Linked DNA regions of Homo sapiens: region 1 is linked to region 2. The links are chromatin loops, found by intact Hi-C in ENCODE. Cell type or tissue: lower leg skin. All regions are shown on one strand. Each heading gives the region's core, and the rest is flanking DNA. Links, peaks and the distances in the headings are about the cores only.

Evidence for each region. A loop is a pair of places that touch in the nucleus more often than their neighbours do. Peaks named below come from ENCODE experiments on the same cell type or tissue, not always from the same donor. Only the 100,000 strongest peaks of a DNase experiment are listed, where the experiment ranks them.
Region 1: a loop joins it to region 2, with 2.5 times the contacts of the local background. A loop is called at or near these places in 3 of 110 quality-filtered maps.

What each region holds. Positions count from the first base shown.
Region 1 is chr1:201,198,214-201,209,507 of GRCh38, forward strand. It overlaps IGFN1 (immunoglobulin like and fibronectin type III domain containing 1), which reads left to right. Exons shown (of 24, transcript NM_001164586.2): 6 at 1,121-1,165; 7 at 1,396-1,441; 8 at 2,024-2,198; 9 at 3,506-3,619; 10 at 5,525-5,693; 11 at 6,869-7,141; 12 at 7,870-11,294. Among named protein-coding and RNA genes, the nearest start is that of IGFN1, 13 kb to the left of the region's middle. In lower leg skin, for the core only: no CTCF peak of the experiment used is centred there; no DNase peak of the experiment used is centred there.
Region 2 is chr1:201,133,215-201,143,481 of GRCh38, forward strand. It overlaps TMEM9 (transmembrane protein 9), which reads right to left. Exons shown (of 5, transcript NM_001288565.2): 5 at 1,558-2,601. The coding sequence ends at 2,449. Among named protein-coding and RNA genes, the nearest start is that of ASCL5, 11 kb to the left of the region's middle. RefSeq lists a silencer at 1,333-1,539. In lower leg skin, for the core only: no CTCF peak of the experiment used is centred there; DNase peaks (open chromatin) are centred at 4,632 and 6,393.

The DNA of each region.
Region 1 (11,294 bases), core at 3,067-11,066, 68 kb after region 2:
CAACATCTGCCTCCCGGGTTCAAGCAATTCTCCTGCCTCAGCCTCCTGAGTAGCTGGGATTACACGCGTTTACCACCATGCCTGGCTAATTTTTGTATTTTTAGTTGAGACAGGGTTTCACCACGTTGGCCAGGCTGGTCTCGAACTCCTGACCTCAGGTGATCCACCTGCCTCGGCCTCCCAAAGTGCTGGGATTACAGGCATGAGCCACTGTGCTTGGCCTTTTATTTTCTATTTTTTGAGACCTGTTGCCCAGGCTGGAGTGCAGTGGTGTGATTATGGCTCACTGCAGCCTTGACCTCCCAGGCCCAAGTGATCCTCCCACCTCAGCCTCCCAAGTAGCTGGGACTACATGCATGTGTCATCACACCCAGCTAATTTTTTTATTTTTTTTGTAGAGGCGGGGTCTCCCTGTGTTGCCCAGGCTGGTCTGGAACTCCTGGGCTCAAGCTATCCTCCCCCCTCGGCCTCCCAAAATGCTGGGATTACAGGCATGAACCATCACGACCAGTCCATCCACCCTTTTTATAGAGGAAGCAAAGGCTTTCTCAGAAATTCCTGGAGCTCATTGGTCAGGACAGTGTCACATGAGCACTGCTAGTTGCAAGGGAAGCTGGGGAAGGTGAGTGTTTAGCTTTTTCAGCCTCTCTAGTGGAAGCAGATGATGAAGAATACAAATGGCTGCAGGATTAGCCAAACAGCAATGTCTGACCTATTTGGCAATATTGGGCCTATACCCTGAAATGGCAGCTCCCAGGTGGAGTGAAAGAGCAGCTGCCCCTTTAGATACTCTTGAGTTTGTTGTGGTTGCCAGTGTCTGCTTCACGCATTTATGCCACCTCCCTGGCCCCTGCGGACACATGACTGGGCCTCCCCTGCATGAGATGATGCTTAGGTTGGTCCCCTTGGTCATGGTAAGGCTCTAGGGTAAAAAGGCTTATGATGGACAGACCCTCCACCCTGCTCCATCCCTCTTGCTGGGATCGTCCACGCCTTAGAGGACAGTGGGGAGAGCAGGGCTCTGGGACTCCATCAGTTTCTCAGGAAGACCATCAACATGTCTTGCTTCTCTCCCTGCTTGTCCACATCGACTCCTTCCTCTCCTCCCTGGATGTTGCAGTTGGCTTTCGGAAGAATCGGAAGAGGCACAGGGAACCGCAGGAAGGTAGGCAGATTTGTCAGAAACCTCCTTGGGGGCCTGTGGGGGATAGGCTACTCCTTTCCTGGTGTTCCCTGCCTGGTTGAGCTACCATGAACACCTTGTGGATCACCACCAGTCTTCAAGAGAGCCCCTTCCAAAGGCTCAGTTGTCAGCATGGACAACACAGAAAAGCTCTGCATCAACCCTCAGTCATCCCACCTGGGACTGAGGCCTCATTCCTGCTCCTTTTTCAGACCTCAGGAAGGAGCTGATGGACTTCCGGAAGTTGCTGAAAAAGAGGTGGGTTTGGGCCTGTCCATGAGGGATTTTGGAGGCTCCCATAGTATTCACCCCCTGCTATTTCCATAAGTAAGCTGGGCTTGAGCCCCACCTCTACCCAACACAGCAGGGAGCTAGACTGCCAGTAGCAGATGGGAGGATGGGAAGGGGACTGAACTGGATGGGAATGGGACAGAGCTCCAGCTCTGCCATTTCAAAGCTCTATATCCTTGAGTTAATCATCTCTCCTCTGATTTCCTCATTTGCAAAATGTGGTGGTCCACCAGAACAATGATGTACTTTTTTTTTTTAAGCAACAGAACAATGCAACACCCACTTTCCCCAGACATCCTACTTAGAAATCTACAATACAAGTTGTCAGGAGCATTTCTCCTGAAAGTTGTGGGGTGAGGCTGAGGCTCGCCCCACCCATCTCTGAATCCTTCTGGCCTCAACAGTGGTCAGTCCCAGAGATTCCAGGCTCTGCGTTTCCTCGAGTGCAGATAGAGCAGCTTCCCAGAACTACTTGGGACACCAGAGCCAGGTGGCCAACAGAGGAGCAGGGATTCCTCTGGCCTCTGACCTGCTAGCCTTGCTCCCCAGGGCCCCACCAGCCCCCAAGAAAAAGATGGACCTTGAGCAGATATGGCAGCTGCTGATGACAGCAGACAGGAAGGACTACGAGAAGATCTGCTTGAAGTATGGCATCGTCGACTACCGTGGCATGTTGCGCAGGCTGCAGGAGATGAAGAAGGAACAGGAGGACAAGATGGCACAGGTGCCTCACCCCATTCCCACCCCTCACTCCATGCCCACCCCACACACCTGGACCATAGGTGCCTCACACCTGGAGGTGGGCTTGGAGGCAGAACTTAGGAAACCAAGTATGATCAAGGGGCCTGTCTCCATCTAGTCCCCAGTGGGGTATCTGGCTAAGGCCCTGGGATCCCAGGTTGGTGTCCTGCCTTTGCAACCTGGTTCTGATACTTACTAAACTCTGGAGCTTTGGAAGGGTTAGGGCCTCTGTATCTTGGTGTCTTCATCTGTAAAATGGGAATTATAGTCATGCCTACCTTGTAGGGTTATTGGGAGGATAAATGAGAGAATGTAATTAAAGTACTTAGCTTAGTGCCTTGATTTTTGCTATCATTATCATTGTCACCAGATTGCGGGGGGGAGGTACCTGGTTTATTTCTTTCTTTTTTTTTTTTTTTTTAAGATGGAGTCTTGCTCTTTCGCCCAGGCTGGAGTGCTGTGGCCGGATCTTGGCTCACTGCAAGCTCCGCCTCCCAGGTTCACGCCATTCTCCTGCCTCAGCCTCCTGAGTAGCTGGGACTACAGGTGCCTGCCACCACACCCAGCTAACTTTTTGTATTTTTAGTAGAGACGGGGTTTCACCGTGTTAGCCAGGATGATCTCGATCTCCTGACCTCGTGATCCGCCTGCCTCGGCCTCCCAAAGTGCTGGGATTACAGGCGTGAGCCACCGCACCTGGCTACCTGGTTTACTTCTAAAGGCTTTCATGGAAGGGAATTTCACAGTTCCCATTAGCACTCTGATCCCAGAATCTTATCAGCTGTACAGGAATTTCTTTCCTGTGTCTAACTTAACTATAGCATAAGTCTAATTTTTCTTCTGAAAATGGAAAACAACTAGTTTTTATTATCCTGAAAATAGTATCTTATCCCCTTGAAAGATAAGCTTCCTTAAACCTAACACCTAGGGTCTCAGCCTTCTCTCCTCCAAGCTTTCTCATTGGCTTTAACACGGGACCTAGCACAGAGCTTTGCACACGGTAGGTGTTCAACTAATGTTCGTTAGAAGTACAGATAGATGGAAAAGCCCCACTGTGTTCTAGCAACTGAACACCTGGGGTCTTTTCTTGGTTGTCTTCCTGATCTGATCTCTCATCTTGGAGAATTTCCTTCCTTGAGGGGCTTACTTTCCCCCACTTGTAAAAGGGGCCAATGCATGCTCATCTGGAACGCTGTGGGCCTGGGATGGTACCAGAGCCTATGAGGGTTCAGAGTACCCCGAAGAGAGAGCTTCATGAGCTCTCCTGCTGGGTGTTTGTCTGCTTTGTAGTACATCAACACCATCTCCAGCTTAAGACACATCAGGGTCACCAAGGATGGGAATGCAAAGTTTGACTTGGAGCTGGATCTCAAGGATTCTCAGAGCAAGATTTACCTGTATAAGGTGAGGCTGGAGGGGCTATGGGTGGGGGGGATCTGGCAGGGATGCTTCAGGTCTAGTGGAGAGGGAACTATGGGTACCCTGCATTCCTCCAAGGGAACAACCAGAGCACACAAGTGGTGAGCCCCTCATCCCATGGAGTTCCTGGCTGGACCTGGACCAAACCCTGGTGTAGACCATCCATCCACAGGGACTTCTTATCTCACACTGAGCAACTGGGCTCTCCAGCTGGGCCTGTGATTCTCTGTAAATTGTGTCTAACACCAGAGCACGGGGGTGAAAAGAGGGTTCTGAGAAAGTGCACCCCTTTCCATCTGAGCTTTCTCTCCAGAGACTTCATACATCCCTACCTGGGCTCTAGGAGTAATTATCTGCCAACCAGATGGGGGCAGAGGCAGGTGGGGAGCAGTTGGTAAAATTTGGCTAGTTCTGTAGCCAAACTCATCCAGCTTCATCACTTATAAGCTGTATGACCTCAGACAAGATACTTATCTTCCCCATGCCTCGGCTTCCTCACTTGTGAACTGGGGATAATATAGGACCTGTCTCATGGTGTACTGCAGCGCTAAATGACATCATGTGTGACTTGCCCCTCCCCTCACCTCTCTGCTTATTCCTGCTTCTCTTCCCCTTGTCCCTCAGTTCCTGGCCCACTGGCCTTGTCCCTGTTCCTTTGCCCAGGTGTTCCCTCTGCTTGGCATGCTCATCCCCGATATCGACAGGGCTAATTCCTTCATGGCAGAGAGACTTCCCTTGGCCACTCCGTGTGATTCCACTATGTCCCTCCAGCCCCACCCTGGCACTCAGGAGCCCTGGACCCATATCTACCTTTTTGTTCCCTAGTTTTCTCTCTTTCTTTCCCTTTCTTTCTTTTTCTTTCTTTCTTCCTCCCTCCCTCCCTCCCTCCCTCCCTCCCTCCCTCCCTTCCTTCCTTCCTTCCTTCCTTCCTTTCTTCTCATTCTGTTGCTCAGCCTGGAGTGCAGTGGTGCAATCTCGGCTCACTGCAACCTCTCCCTCCCAGGTTCAAGTGATTCTCCTGCCTCAGCCTCCCGAGTAGCTGGGATTACAGGTGTTTGCCACCACACCCAGCTAATTTTTTGTATTTTCAGTACAGACAGGGTTTCACCATGTTGGCCAGCTGGTCTTGAACTCTTGGCCTCAAGTGATTCACCCGCCTCAGGCTCCCAAAGTGCTGGGATTACATGCATGAGCCATCACACCCGGCCAGTTCTATTTTTTTCTAACATAAATTATTTACTTATTTATGACATCTATTATTTATATTTTTCCCCCATAGGATTTTAGCTAGTGAGAGCAGGAATCTTTGTTTTATGCATTGATGTGTCCTAAGTACCTGAAACAGTGCCTGGCACACAGTGGGCCCCTAATAAGTATTAGCTATTGTTAATATTCAGCAAGTAGCAAACCTATCTAGGGCTTAGTTAAAGCAGGTATGCATATAGATTACTGGGTTTCATAGAGCCTTATGGATATCTGATGTTATTCTCTGCAAGTTCCTGTTGGTGAATAAGTTGAGCTGGGGCCTCTGGGCCATGGGTGTTGTGTCCGGCCTCCCCTGCTATCCTCGCAGGGCTGCTGGAGAGTAACTCTACTCACAGCCTGAGCTGGAATGTCAGCAACTTCAGGTGCCCCTTTGTATAACACTTGCAGACTTTTCACTCCATGGACATTCCTAGAGCATGGATTCCCATCCAGCTCACAATCCCTGTTCCCATGTTCTCCAGGCCCTGCTGTCCACCCCATCCCAGCTCCTCTATGGTTCCAGGAATCTGTTGTCTGGCGACTGGGCCCGTGGGAGAAAACTGCTGGTTATAGCCAGAATGGGACTGGGGCAGGAAGCACTGAGGACCCACTGAGGCCCGCCTCCTCTTCCTTTTCTGGCCTTAGGATGGTGAGATGATCCCCTATGGCTTCAACAACCAAACCAAGCACTGTCTGCGCCGGCTGGGGAAGCGCTATGAGTTCCAGATTCAAGACCTGAGGCCTGAGGACTCTGGCATTTACCAGGTCAAGGTGGAGGATGCTGTGGTCTTCTCCACAGAACTGGAGGCCAGTGGTGAGTGGTCTACACTGCCGAAGTTGGAGTTGGGGAGATATGTTAGAAATGGAGTCCATGTTGGTGCAACGTGTGTGTTGGGGGGTAAATGTGATGTGGCCCCAGCTGCAAAAGACAATTGGGAGAGGGACACATACCTAGATGGCCAAATTTTGATGCTTTCTGTTTTCCAAAGCCTTGGTGCGAGTTATCTCTCCTGGTGCTGAGCTGGGTTCTACTGAATTACTGTCACAGACATAGAACATATGTGTCATGCCTCTGCTTAGACCTTCTCTAGCCATCAATTATTTTCAGATCAGATCCAGACTAATTGCACAGCCTCTAGAACTCCTTTCTGTTGCATGTCCTCATCTCCCACAACACCCTAGCAAGAATCTCTGGGTTAGGCATCCTCACGCTCCATACAGACCTTTCCTTTTCTGCTTCCTGTATTCCTTCCCCATCTAGGAACTGACACTCCTCCTTCATCAAACTCTGTCCCATCCCCATGAGTACCTGTGTCCACATCACTCTCAGAGCACCTGCCAGCTCAAGGGGGTTCTTGAAAGGACAACGAGAGGCCTGGGGAAGGGAGCTTTGGACAGACATGTCGTAAGAACATGGCTGAATCAAAGTTGGGGGAGAAAAAAGGGGGTTATGTGCCCCAGCACGGGGGAGGTGCCCAGATGGGGCTTTGGAAAGCCTGAAAACAGTGCAGTTTGGGAAAAGAAGTATGGGTTTGGGAGTCAGCCAGACCTGGGTGTGAATCTTGGTTTCTCTTAACTGCGTAAGACTGGGGCAAGTTATTTAACTTTTTAAGCCTTAGTTTTCTCACCTGTAAAAAGAAATTAATAATACTTATCTTGGAGATGGTCACAAGGATGAATAAGATAAACTACCGGCTCTTAGCATAGTGGTTTCCTTCATGCATCCACCTTGTCCCTAAATATAACTTTTGGGTTTGGAAGTATAGAATCCCAGAGCTGAAAATAAGCCTCATTGCTCATAACTGTAGCCCCTCATTTTACTTGGGGGGAATTGACACCTGAGGTCCAGAGGTGACCTGTCCAAGGTAACATGGGGAGTTTGTGGCTGAGCTGGTCTAAGCCAGGATTTCTGAATGGCCAGCCTTGCTGCCTTAGGTCACACTGTGTCATACCATCAAGCTGATATCCCCATTCCTATTTCCCCGGCAGCCATCCCCCCAAGAGTGGTGGTCCCACTGGCGGAGACCCACTGTGAGGAGCAGGGTGACGCAGTCTTTGAATGTACCCTCTCCAGCCCCTGCCCTAGTGCAGCCTGGCATTTCCGGCACCGGCTACTCCACCCCAGTGACAAATATGAAGTGTATGTGTCCCCTGACGGGCTGACCCACCGGCTGGTGGTGAGGGGGGCACGTTTCTCAGACATGGGCCCCTATTCGCTGGGCACCGGGCTCTACACTTCCAGCGCCTGGCTGGTGGTTGAAGGTGAGTGCTTCAAAACTCTGTCTTTCTCTGCCTCCAGGGAAGACCTTGGGGCTGCGGAGGCATGAGGAAGGCGAGGCAGTGGGATTTCCTTTGGTCAGAGAGAATAAGGAAAGCTCCTTAGATTATTCTCCACCCACTGCAGTGCAGACCTTCATGGCCAACCCAACCCTTCTCAGCTGTGCCTGCTCTACTGGGTCTCTTGGAATTACTTTGGGGCACAGATGGCTCTAGGGTCCTAGGCAGCCTTGGGACAGTGGCCCAGGTTCAGTCTGGATGAGAAGCCCCTGCACCAGACCAGAGAGCACTCTCAAACTTCCCTGGGGATAGAAATTTGCGTTCCAGATGTTCCCAGGAAAGTGTAAATTGGACATAAGTAAGGCAGGTGGTTGAGCAAGTCGATATTTTAAAAACCATGCACCTGCTGCGGCAGTTTGATAAACAAATGACTTTTGGCTTATGCGTTTTCTCCAAAACCCTCATGAAGCCTATAGCAGGGTGGCCTGCGGGTATAGGACTAGGGAGGTGGTGATGGGATTCACCCATCCATCCCTGGAACACCCTGGCTTCCTTCCCAGGTGGTCACCTTGCTTCTCTCCTGGGGAAGTCCAGGTCAGGCAAGCAGCTGGGCTCAGGCAGGTGCTTTGGCCGGATTTAACAGGAGTTTTGGTATTTTCTCTTGTCTCTCCATGTGGGCACTGACCTTCCATATGAATAACCCCTCACTGAAGCTGGGAAGGATAAAGACCTTCAGTCCACAAGTGCTGACCACAAACTGCAGAGGCAAGGAGCCCAGGCATCAGGAGCAGAAGAGTCTGGGAGCATCGAGAGCCAGGGAGAGAAATCCAGAGAGCAGGGCCCCAGGGGGGGCTCCCTTGAAGGGGCTGGGCCGGCTTCTGGGCTCCAGCACATAGCCAGCCCAGACAGGGATGGCCTTGGCAGACATGGCTACTCCTTGATGGGGGACAAAGGGACAGCTGACTCAGCCTGGGGCCCTGGACAGGAGGGCGAGGGCTTTCCAGTAGCAGAGGGAAGCAGAGCCACTCTTCCCAGGGAAAATCAATCCCACAGAGAGGGAGGCTGGGCCAGAAGCCTTGCAGAGAGGCCCCATCTACAGGGAGAGAGCTCAGAATCAGGGTTGGGCCTCCCAGAAAAACAACAGCAAGATCGTGGCAGAGACAGCAACAGTGATGAATGCTGGAGGAAAGCAGGAGGCTGGGAGGCTGGGTCCAGTCGGCTTCAGGCTGGAGGACTGGGGAGCAGCAGGGAAGGAAAGGAGCACAGAGGGGACAGTGGAAGACAACTGGACAGGCATGCCCCAGAGCAACTGTGGGATGCTCGACTGGGACCTGGGAGAGGAAAGAGCGACCTGCAGGGATGCCAGTCTGATCCTGTAGGGTCCTGGCCAAGAGGAAAGCAGATAGAGATTTCACAGGATGACAGCCTGGCTGAGATGGACAGAGGGGATGCTCCAAGTAGGGAAAGGGGGAGAGGAATAGTAGTGTGGGGTGGTGGGACTGGCCTGGGAGAAGCTGGAGACAGCAATGGGGCAGGAGGTCCTGGCACCCTGGAGCTTACTGGAGGAAGAGGTTCTGGCTCCAAGGTGGGCATGGCCCCTGAATCCTGGGGTTCTCAGGGAGGTAGAGATGCTGACTATGGGGAAGCCAGGGGCTACTGGGGGTCAGGAGAGTTGCTAGAACAGATACCTGGAGGCAAGGACTTCCAGGAACCATCAATATCAGGTGGTAGAAAATTCCTTCTGGGAGATGGGAGTCCTGAGATCAAAGCTGAAGACTCACTGCAGGAGGCAGATGGTATATGCCGGGGGGAGTCTGTAGTTACAGGAAGTGCCTACAAAACTGGCCCTGGAGGCCCAGGAGACCCCAGAGGCTGCGAAGGTGTCCTACAGGAGCTCAGGGGAAGGGATGGCCAGGAAACAGCTTGGGCCTCGGGTGAGGTAGAGTATGACCCCAGAAGCTTCCAGTCTTCCCAGGGCTGGACAGCAGGTCACAGAGCAGCAGGGGGTATTGGCAGAATAGAATCTAAGGGCACAAGTCCTTGGGATGACACACCATCTAGCCTCAGAAAAACTGGGGCCCACCATGGGCCTGGAGTGCTGGGGCCCAGTGGAGGACAAGAGGGTATGGGTGGTATCTGGGTGGCTGGACTGACGGAGTCTGGTCAGGGGGTGGATGCCAGAAGCCACTGGCTAAGTAGGGCTCCAGGCCTGGGTGCTCAGGGATCTGGGGGGACACTAGGAGATAAGAAAGGATTAAGAGGTCCTGGGTCAATAGGGTCTGAACCAGATTTCTGGAATGGGTCAGGGAGCTCCAGAGTAAAAGGACCCAGAGGTGAGACAGGCTATAAGGATGGCTTGGAAGGTCCCGGGAGAATGGAATCTAGGTACGAGGGTGGCTTAGGATATTCTAGGGAAATAAGCTCTAAAAGCGGGGCTGGTTATAGCTATGGCTCAGGGGTTCCAGGAGAAATGGGGTCCGGCCATGGTGCTGGTTGTAGAGTTTCCCCTAGGGCACCTGCGGGAGTGGAGTCTGAGGAAGGGGGTGGGTACAGGCATGGCTCCGGAGCGCCTGGGGGAGTGTGGTCTGGAAATGAAGATTCTGGCCCTGCAGGAGGAGGGTCTGGGAGAGTTGCCAGTCTTAAAAATGGCTCAGGTGGTCCTGATGGAGCACCCATGAATGACACCAGGAATTGGGCCTCTGCATGCCAGGCAGGCATGGACCCTAGGGGAGGGCACCATTCAGATGGTGGCCTAGGGAGTCCTGGGGTGACAGGGTCTGCGGGTAGAGGTGGTCTCAAGGCCCCTGGAGTAGTGGAGACTGTTGGGATGGGATGTGTGGAAGCAGAACCAGAGAGCTCTGGAAGAATAAGGCCTTGGGGTCAGACTGGAAATTATGGGGGCTTCAGAGCCTCAGAGGCCCTGGGGGCCTTTGGAGAAGGAGGCTATGAAGATGGCTCTGGGGGTCCAGGAGCCATGGGACCAGGGTCTCTGAGGGCAGGAAGCAAAGTGGGTGAGGGGGATGGGACAAGATGCCCTGGTGCTAAGGCCTCTGGAGCTGGAGCTGGTTATAGGGATGATACCAGGCACCCTGAGTCACTCGCACCTCACAATGGGGCCGCTTCTGGGAGCCAGTGGGCTTATGGGGCTGGCAATGTGCTGGGTTATGAGGATGGATCAGAACTTCCAGGGCCTCAGGGAACTGGGGTCAGAACAGCCTATGGAGAAAGGTCAAGGGGCCTTGGGCCTAGGAGTACAGGGCCAGGGGGTGAGGCAGGCTTTAGAGATGGTTCAGGAGGCCTCCAAGGAATGGGATCAGCAGATGGGCCAGGTTGTAGGAAGGGTATTGGGAGTTCTGGGGAAATGGGGTCAGTGGATAAGGAAGGTTATAAGAAAGATTTGGGGGCTCCTGAGAATATGGGTTCGGGGAGCAAGGCAGATTATAGGGATGGTGTAGGGGGTTCTGGGGCAATGGGGTCAATGGATGAAGCAGGTTATAGGAAAGATTTAGGGGCTCCTGAGGGAATAAGTTCAGGGAGCAAGGCAGATTATAGGGGTGGTTTACAGGATTCCAGGGAAGCGGGTTCAGGGAGCAAGGCAGATTATAGCGGTGGTTTAAAGGGTTCCAGGGAAATCGGGTCAATGGATGAAACAGATAATAGGAAAGATTTGGGGGTTCCTGAGGGAATGGGTGCAGGTTACAGGGCTGGTTTAAGGGGTCCTGGGGAGATGGGGTCACTGGATGAGTCAGGTCATAGGAATGGGATTGGAGGTTATGGGGAAATGGGGTCAGGTTATAGGGAGGATTTGGGGGCTCCTGAGGGAATGGGCACAGGGAGCAAGGCAGGTTATAGGGATGGCTTAAGGGGTTCTGGAGAAATGAGGTCAATGGATGAGGCAGGTTATAGGAAAAATTTGGGAGCTCCTGAGAGAATGGATTCAGGGAGCAAGGCAGGTTACAGGGGTGGTTTAAGGGGTTCTGGGGAAATGGGGTTAATTGAGGCAGGCTATAGGAAAGATTTGGGGGTTTCTGAGGGAGGGGGTTCAGGGAGCAAAGCAGGTTATAGGGGTGGCTTAGGTTCTGGGGAAATGGGGTCTGTGGATAAGGCAGGCTATAGGAAGGATTTGGGGGCTTCTGAG
Region 2 (10,267 bases), core at 1-8,000:
TCTGCAGGACTTACCCAAGCCTCAGAGAAATATAGCACTCAATGTTTCCCCCAGGGCATGTGGTTTTACAGGGGAGACCTGGCAATGTTAGGCACCAATTTCTGGCCTGGTTATTCTTGCTAAGTTAATACACCCACCTGCCCACCTTTGGAAAGTGCTGCTTTTGTATGCCTCTTGAAATAAGAGCATCCCCATCCTGAAAGAATAAAATAGCCCACTGTAGCTTCCACAGCAGTACTTGACCCTGGTAGGCACTGAGCAGCTGTCTAGTAAATGACCCAGTAGAAATGTTGTCAGCACCAACTCCTCTGTCCCAGCCTTGCATTTGGGGGCACATCTATCGCTTGCTAGCCCTACCACAAACTTCCTAAGTGCACTTGCTCAGGACCCCACAATCCACTTGGTCCCCTCTCAGCTGTGTCCCTTGTTTCCAATGCCAACCAGAGTCTCTGCTCCTCCTGGGAGCCCCATCTGCAGGTCACCCCAGTCCCATCCCCTTTACGCTTCTGTCTTGGAACTTTGGCAAACTGTTGCAAACTGACCCCCCATCTCACGTCGTTCTCTTGCCTCCCACACCTCTCCAAGAACCCAGCATGGGGGCCCACACAAAGGTTTTTTTTTGTTTGTTTTGTTTTGTTTTGAGACGGAGTCTTGCTTTGTTCCCCAGGCTGGAGTGCAGTGGCGCGATCTCAGCTCACTGCAAGCTCCGCCTGCCGGGTTCATGCCATTCTCCTGCCTCAGCCTCCCGAGTAGCTGGGACTACAGGTGCTCGCCACCATGCCCAGCAAATTTTTTGTATTTTTTTTAGTAGAGATGGGGTTTCACCGTGTTAGCCAGGATGGTCTTGATCTCCTGACCTCATGATCCGCCCGCCTCGGCCTCCCAATGTGCTGGGATTACAGGCGTGAGCCACCGCGCCCAGCCCACAAAGGTTCTTAATCCATGTTTATTTGGACAACCCTGATGACACCAGATCAGCTCAGTCCCTCTAGATGCCTTGCCTCTGCCTGGGTCTTGGACATGCCCTGCACCGCACATCCATACTGGAGCTGACGCAGTGCCGGGCTCCCCTGGATGTCCCTGTTGAAGCTGCTGGCATTTCCTTCTGTATGGGGCAGCTCGTTTTCTAGCTGCCCCCACCCACCCCTCTCCAAATACCTGTTGGTTTTCATTTGGGGATACTTACAGGTTTTGCAGGGAGCGCTATTTACTGTGTCTGTAGGATATTAGGATGAATCACGCACTGTTCAGTTTCAGAGGAACTGCCCATAAACATGAAGTAAAATCTCAGGATAACTCCCAAGGGCCAGTTCACCCTGTGCTCCTTGCCCCAGCCTACCCACCTCTTTCCTAATCAGGTGAGGAGGACTTCCAGCAAGCCGTGGCCTTGGCCTGATTGCACTGTGGCTGGCTCTGCCACGGCCGCCTGGACTTCCCAAGGCTCTGCCTGTCTGGACCTAGCAAAACGCAATGCTCTCTGTCCCCTCTGGGATACTACATTTACCAGGTCACTTGTGAAAAATTCCTAGTTCCCTAAATCTCTTAAAAACCAGAAAGTGAGAGAAATAAAACAATTTAATGATGGCTTCCTTGATTTACACACAACTCTAAGACAAGAGGACAAAATTTTCTCTCCATGCACTGGTACAACGAAGTTCAGGGACAAGAGGCAACCCAAGTACAGGGGCTGTGGTGTTCAGATCCACGCTCAGCCTCGAGTCTCATGTTCCAACCGACCGTCTGGCTCAGTGACTGTGGACACTGGGGAGAGGAGGGACTGCCCAGACCCCTCAAGTGCAGGTGAGGGGACCGGCAGCAGAGTATGCATGGGCACTCCATGCCCCAGTGCGAGAAGTGCACAGGGGACAGCGAACACCAGCTTCCAGTGCACCCTGAAGACCCAGTGGGCTCAGGGGGCCCAGCTCTCCCATCAGAGCTGTCCTCAGGGCTGGAGCTGGGGCTGGGGCTGAGGCGCTGGGGCTGGGAGGGAGGTGGTGATAAGAACCACTGCAGAAAGGAACACATGCTGAATGCTGGGCCATGCTTTCCTCCCAGACACTGAGTTCCTGAAGACCCAGCTTTATCTTCCAAGGGTAACAACATTCCCAAGACTCAGAGCTGGAAGGCGGCAAGAGTGGAGCCAGGAGAGACAGATCGCATCCACTCCTGAGGCCGCCTCGAATGTCTCCATTCCCTTCTGGCCTGCCTTCCCCCTCCCTTCAACCCCAAAGACCCAAGAAGACAACAGAGATCAGAGACCACATCCCTCTTCCCTAATCAAAATAGCCAAGTACAACATTTCTAAAGTTAGGGAGAAGGAGGAAAAATGCCACAGGCTTTTAAAGGGAAGACTGGAACCGAGGGAAGGGAGAAGTAGCCCCCTGCTTTGTCCAGCCTGGAAGCTGGCAGCCATGGTGTTGGGGCCTTGACCCAACCACACCAGCCCATCTAGCTGAGCATCTTGTGCCGATCGAAGACTGTCTTCCGCTGCTCCTGCACCTGCAGCTTCCACCGCTGCTGGGCACCTTCCACACGCTCCAGGACTGTGTTTGCTCGGGGTCCCCCGAGGGATGCAGCAGCTGCTGCCATAGAGCGAGCATCCTGTAGTGGGAAGAAAAAAAGAGAAGATCTGGCACGGTAAGCCAGAAGGGTCTTGGATCCTGAAAGTCTGACATGGAAAGAACGAACCCCAAAGCCTTACCTTCCCCAGACTGGGAGGCTGGGCCTCCCCAAGTGCTGCAGGCTGAGGACCTTGCCTTGTCATCTGCAGAGCTGAACACAGTGTGCCAGGTCTGCTGGAAGCCTTAGTGTCTGTAGCATCTGCAGGATGGGGCCCCTGCCCCTCCCTGGGGCCTGGGAAAGGAAGCACTCCAGGAAGAGTAGGTTCTGCTGGGGCTCCAGTTACTGCCACACAGCTAGCTCAAGGGAGGTTCCCAGCCTGAACCCACCCCTCACCATGCCCCATTCCACTATTTCTAACTCTCAAGAAGGATGCTAAGTATAGGCTTCAAGACCTCACTTAGGCAGAGGACTTGATGACATCTGTTGTTTCAGCAATGCACCGAGGTGCCCCCAGGGCTAGTACTAGGCTAGAGAACTCCCCTGCCCTCCACGCCATTGCCCAGGGGACAGGAAGAAGGCCCAGGGGCTAGGGTCTGGCTACCCTGAGATGGCAACACATCTGCTCCAGATGGGAGGGGGCCTACTGAGGAGTCTGCATAGATCCAGATCCATGGGATCTTAGTTTCCCTGGGAAAGAGGGATGTGACATCACTCAGGGAGTCTGACAGGGATGGAAATTCAGAGCCGCCCCAGCATTCCCTTTGCAGAGCCCTCTCTGGCCCATTCCCTCCTTTGATAGCTGAGGACAGCTCAGCTTCCTCCCTATCTGACTCTGCTGATCCCCTTCCCCTTTGCTTTCAGAACTGTTGCTGCCGTCAAAAGCATCCTCCCCTAATTACCACTTCTCTGCCTCTGAAGCTCCGGAGCCTCTGCATTTCCTGCAGGACCTGAACCTGATCTTTGGAGAGAATTAGAGCTGAGGGCCAGGCCCACACCCCCGTGGGGATTTCCTCCCTAGCTTTCCCTGCCTCTCATCTCCTGCCACACATCTCTTAAGGGATTAGTGCACTTCTCTAAGCCCAGAGCCGCCCAGTAAATGCAACTTTGCTTCTAATGCCCCAAGCTGGCACGGCTTCTGTCACCATGCAGCTGCTACGCTGGGGCGAAGGGGGGTGGTGAGGTGAGGGTAGGGTGGACAGAGAACAAGCTGGCAGTGAGGAGGCTGGGAGAGGGTTCATCATCATCCTCTCAGAGCTCTGAGGACTTCATCTTGTGAGTGCTCCTCTCTAAGCTGCGTTAGAGATGGACACTGCCTTCTGGGAGCCTCCCGCCCAGGTCCTGAGGAAGGCTTCCTGTGCCAGGCTAGGTGAGGCTCAGGCAACGCCTGAAAGGCACGTGTGGCCATGTCAGGCAGGGGGCATACTGAGCTTGGAATTAGGACCCCTGGGTTCTGTTCCTGGGCTGGGGATCACCTGCCCCTTCCAGCCTCAGCCTCCCCTAGGCTCGCGTCCCAGGTGGAACTACAGATCCACAGCGGGGGCTGGGAAGGAGACATGGCCTCAGTCACTTATGAGGCTATGTGTCCCTGAACAAGTTACTTTATTTCTCCAAGCTTCAATTTAATGTAGTAAATGTAGTCATTGAGACTTTTTTCTGCTATACGGTCATTAGGAATTATAGTTACCAAATTATCTAACACACACACACACACACACACACACACACACACACACACACACAGAGTGAAAAGAAGTTTCATAAAACAATACTTAGTGTAATGCATTCTGATATTCTTTGCTCTGTTCCATTCCATTTTTTTAAAAATCCTGGTCATGACTCACAGAATTCATTTCATGACCTAATGGCTTGCTTGAAATACACTGGTTTAAGATTAGTAGATGGGTATGGCAAAGTTAAATAACACACATATAAAGCACTTACTATCCTGGCTGTCACAGAGCTAGGGCTCAAGAAATGTTTGGTTTCTTTCTTCCCTAGGAGCGATGACTAATATCAGAGCCTAGCTCTGGAAGCCACTAGGCAGTAAGGCTGGCGGCTGGCTGCCAGGAGAAAGCCTGTGAAAACTGCCATGGCTGCTGCCCCTCCTTCCAGTTCCATGCCTTCCCTGTTCACTGTGCTGACTGAGCTGGCCACAGTGCTAAGACCAAGCCTCCACCCAGTCCTGCCTCAGTGTGGCCGTCTACATGAGGTGGGCACTAAAGACCCATCTGGGAAGCTATTGGCCCACCGGGACTTGGCTCTGGGGGCTGGATTGCCTTCTCTTCTTCTTTCCATTCCCAATCTCATCCTTTCTGGGACCATCTTTCTCATGACAGGGCTCCAGTGTGTGTGTGGGGTGGGGTGCTACGCTTGGAAGGGTGGGGCAGCTTTAGCCCTGCCCTCCTTCCACTGCTCTGTATCTCAGGGGAGCGTCTTGAGAAGGGGAAGCCAGGGAGAGCCCAGAGCACAGCATTAAGGGAACATGCTGAAATTCACCACATTACCACAGTATCATTTGTTTTCCCTTCATGTAAAGTCTTAACAAACAGCTCCTAAGTGGGGGAAAGCTGCCACTGAGAGGCTGAGTTTCCATCGCTAATAGTCTGATTAAAAGGTATTAAAGACTCCACATCTGTTTCAGAGACAGCCCAGAGTGGGGCCTCATCCTTGCTTGCTCTGCAGCAAGTATGGTGGGTGGAAGTGGGAGAAATGCCACCAGTTCCTCCCCTCTCCCTCTGAGGCTGGGCCTCCGGTTAACTCGGGAGCAGAAGGGCAGTTAGGAGGGGAGGCGGGTGGAGCCCCTCCCAATCAGAAAAAGAGCTTGGACATGGATGGATTCCCAGGAGGTCCCCAGGGGGACCAGACCAGTGTGACTATGACAAGTGCCACTATGTGCCAGGCGCTCTGCTAGGCACTTTACACAGATTATTCCCAGGCTTACAACACTGGCAAATGGGTAAAACCATCCCCTATTGTAGCTGCAGAAACTGAGGCTCTGAAAGATGAATCATCTTGCTGCCCAAGGCTGCATGGCTGTTTAGTGGCCAAGTCGGAATTTGAACCCATGTACGTATATCTCTTATCCTAGGACCCAGCTGGATCCTTCTTTGGCTGGTTTCTCCTAAGAGGGAGCCAGCATGGACAACCAAAGAGACAGGCTGGTATATTTCCCCACAGCTAGAGCAAGAACAGAGCACTTCTAAAGGAACCAATGCTCAGGACATCAAGCGAGGCCCTCTTCTCCACACTGGAAGGACCCAAGTAACTGTGTGGATAAGCCCCAGCTGATCAAACTAGCCCTGAGCCCTTCAGGCCGTCCCAGATGAAACCCTCTTCAGTCTGCCCAGAAGCACTGGTTCTGAGCTGGCACTGGACTTGGCCAAAGCCTGATGACAAGGAGACAGGGAGAGTGAGAACCCCACCTCAGGCGGCTCTCCTCTCTCTGGCTGCTCCTCCTCCCTCCTCCCCAATCCCAGGCACAGGAGCATGACCAGGTGGTCTCATCACTTACCAGCCACTCAGCAAAGCATGGTCCTAGTGCAAAGCCCTTCAGCAAGAGGACTATACAGCCTCTCTGAGTTTTCCATGTTTGACCCAAGTCCTTGCTGCTGTTGCTGAGTCCCACTGCACCTCTGCTGCGAGGCTCTCCCTGACCCCTGCACGCTGCGGCTAGGGCCACCTTCCTATGACACACCAACTCATGCTGTTTCCCTGCCCAAAAACCCCAGCTGGGACCCACCTGCTCACAAATAAAACCCTGCTGGGCCTGACATTCAAGGGCACTCCCAGCCTCACCTCCCCCCTTACCCCCCAGCCCAGCCTCTGGCCACACTGGTCCATGCATCCTCTGTCTACCTGCGGTGATCCTCACTCAGGCCCTTGTGCACGCTGCCCCTCAGGCTTCCCTCCAGCAATCATGATGCTACTTAAGTATTAACACCTGATTGAAATAGCGCATTCTTAAGGACGAGCAAACACTTGTAAAGCTTCCATACACACGATCGCAACAGTTATGCTGAGGTAAACATGATTATGTGTATTCCAGACTTAGAAAACTAAACCAGGAGGTTAGCACCAAGGATAGTAAATGGCAGGGCTCGGCCCCTCCCAGGACTGTGATTAACCACAATGCTGTGCTGCCCCACTGGAGGCTCTAGAAGCGTCTGTTGAACCGCACATCTTTCTATTCTGCCCTCAGGGGAGGAGGCCGACTGGATTGCCCTCATCAGTGTGTCTGTTCCGTGTTTCACTGTCAGCTTCCCAGGGCTGGGGTCCTCAGAACACAGCTGCCACCCATGTGCAGACAGGAGGGGAGACTGCTCCTCAGTGGCCCGAGTCTTCTCCCCGGTGCCTGCATGTTCCAGTTCCCATCATCATCATCACCTTTCCTTGATTTCCCTGTATACTCTCTCCCAAAGGGGGCCCAGAACTCTACCCACTGCCCCAGCAGGGTGAGCACTTTGAAGACCTCTCCAGAGCTTGGGCCCATGCTGTGAGCAGCGACATCCCCAGCCTCAGAGAAACCATGTGTCTCTCTTCAAAGAGGGCCCAACCTGCACATCTAAAACAGCTCTGTTTGCCGTTTCTGCCCCAGCAAACATGCTTGCTTCCTCCTTTCAAAGGACGTCTGAGCCCAGGGATTATGCCTAATGCTGCTGGAATCCCAGGGGAGGCAGCGCCCAGCAATCAGGGCCTACTGAGGCTCTGCCAGCGCTTTCAAAGGGAACATGACAAGCTTTCATCTCCCTCCATGAACGGGGCTGAGGCTGAGGGGGAGGCCTCCTCTTCCTCTTCCAGTTCTTTACCCCCTGGGCAGGAGAGCTCCTGGTCACAGGAATTGGGGAGAAGGAACCAAGGGGTCCCTAACCCTGAAAAAATGCCCTGACCTCCAGATCTCACCCCTAACTGGGTCCCAGACTTCTGGGGCGTAGGGCCTGAAAGCTCCTGGAGCCTAGACAGAATTTTCCTTCTAAAGTCATCGAGTTGTACAGGCCTAGGCGAACTTTCAAGGAACCCAAGAGGCCATGTCCTGACTTTGTTCCTCTTGGGGTGAAACCCAGAGACATGGCTACAGCCTAGGTGCTGCTGCCGCTCAGCTGAATGCCTGCCCCCCAGCCCCATGTTTCCCCACATCCCTTTCCTCTGTGCACTGAGAGGGGCAGTAGATTATCCCTCGTCGTCCAGGACTAGGGCCCCCAGTCTCTGTAAAGACAAGCTCCTTGGGTTCTGTCCAGCCCCAATGCCCTGTTCATCCTCCCTGCAGTTCAGCGGTCACTCTCCCAACCACCCTGAGTGGGCACTGAAAATCCCCCTCTGCCAGGAAGCCTTCCTTCCCAGACTAACACAACGAGAAGGGTAACTTTCCGACCCCTTGTCTAGTAAAGAGGGGCCTCCCAAGGCACCTGACTTTTCAGCTGACCACCCGTCTTACGAAGCCAGATCTTACTGCCAGCCTTTACGTTTCCTGCTGCTTTACCTGCTTTTGGCCGTCTTGGGGCTTAAACCCCCGAGGGCAGACATAAGGTCTGTGCAAATCTCAACACTGTGCCACCTGCAGGTTTTCTGAATACACTGAGAAAAGCAGAGTTGCTGAACCACAGACATCTGTGACCTGGAGACCACACAGAATCACAGGAGGTGAGGGGATAGAGAGATGATGCCAAAGAACGGGACTGGGGGCACTTCCTTACCCAGCCAAGGGCACCCAATGAGATCTACCTGCCCCAGGCCACAACCAGCGAGAGTTGGCTGCACCCTAGGTCAGGGTATCAAAGAGATTAAACACAACTTTTTATGAGCTTTTAGAACCTCAGGTGAGAGGTGAGGGCGTGTCATCCTGTCCATCCCAGGGCCGCAACTTCCCCTACAGGAGGGAGCATGGCTCGCCAGCTTCTATGTGCTGCAGCCTATCACAGCCTACTGTCCTCCCAGGCAGTCCTGCCACAGTTACCAAATCTAGCCCTTCTTCCTCCCAAGGCCCCCTCATACAAACAGGCTTCAAATGAGGAGCACTCCAGGTCTCCTGGGGGTAAGAGAGACCTGGGTTCATACCCAGGGACGGCAAGCTGCTCTCCCCAAGCTGCCCTCCCTCTGGCTCCCTGGCTAGGATGGCAGGAGACATAACAAGGCCATGCCCCAGAGCCATGCATTCCACGGAAATCATTGGGCTGCATCTCTCAATTACTACCCCAGCCAGGACTGCAATTACCACATTACCCCTAATCGCTGAGTGTTTATTAGCGATGCTCCTCCCCTATCAGAGCTGCTATTACTCTACATTAATAACCAGGTAGGCACACGAGGTTTCCTCTTGAACACAGACCACCCAACTGCCAGTGCCACCACCTCCCAGGCCCTAGCTCCAATGGGGCGAGGCTCATCCCCTCTGCTCCACCTTCGGCCAAACTCATGTCAGCAGGAGGCTGGGGGCAAACTGGGAGCAGTCCAGGCATGTGCGCAGGGTGGGGCAACACAGCCCTCGAGAGCAGCCAGGCTCCCTCCCTGATCTGCCCTTCTCTTCGCTGTTCATGCTGGCCCAGACCCACATCACCCAGGCAGCTTCACACTTAGACTTGAGCCCCTGGGTCCTCTTTTTGGTGAGGAACTGGCTCATGGTCTTGCAAGGGAGCCCAGCCCACCTACCCCATAGTTAGACCACGCTGTCTACAGGAAGACTCCCAGCCTCCTCCTCATATTGTGTTAAATCTCTCTGTCCCTGGATGAAGCCAAGCTGTCTTCTACAAACTTCTGAAGGCAGCTATCATGCGTCTCCTTTAGTTGTTTTTCTTTTCCTTTAAGCTAAATGACTCTCAGTTTCTTCAACTAATTCTCTGAGGCCTAGCTGAGGCGCTTCCCGACTAGATATTCCTTATGCATACGCATGAGTTCACTCAGGGCATCCCTCCATCAGTCAATAAACAGGAGTATCTTCCAGCAGCAAGGCCCTGGGGACAGAGCTCAGAGTGGAAGCAGCAGCCAACCCCGCCTGCCTTGGCTCCACGCCTCTAAGCAGCCCGCTCTGCTGTCTCATGCACCCAGCTAGCTGGTACATGAGCGCATAAAGGGGGAGCCCGAGGCACACGGGGCTGTGCAGTCCTCACTCAGGCAAGATTCCCCTAGACCACCTGGGGAGTGCAGGGCTCATCACAACTCTGCTCAGCATGGAGGTACACCACGTCTCACTCCCACGAAGAGCCCTTCACCTGAGCCCTCCTGTCCCCCCGGGTTTCCTCGCCATGGTGTCCACAACTTTTTAGTATGAGGATGAATGGGAAGACGGTGACAGCGCTTGTTAACTGCACTGGGCCTGGTCCAAGCCCTGCCAGCTCCCCACCATTGCATGAACTCCTGGAGGCCTTGCAGGCTGTCTGGGGTCAGTGGTTCCCCACTTTCCTTGTCAGATAAAGCCAAACCCCCTTAGCTTGACATTTGGGACTTTTAATAATGTGACCTAAATCTACTGGCCAGCTCTCTTTGCCACTATTCAAACATCTCTACCCTATCCTTGCAACGCTCAAAATTCCTCACACATACTTGGCAATGTCCCCTGCCCGGCACCACTGTCTCATTCCTCTTCCGCTCTTGAAATCCTACATTTCTCCCCAGACCCTGGAGCTCTGGTTTGCATTGAGCAAGTGTTCAACAGATGTTTGTGGAATCACTGGACAAACAAATTAACCTGCTGCCGTCCAGTCCACCAGCAGCT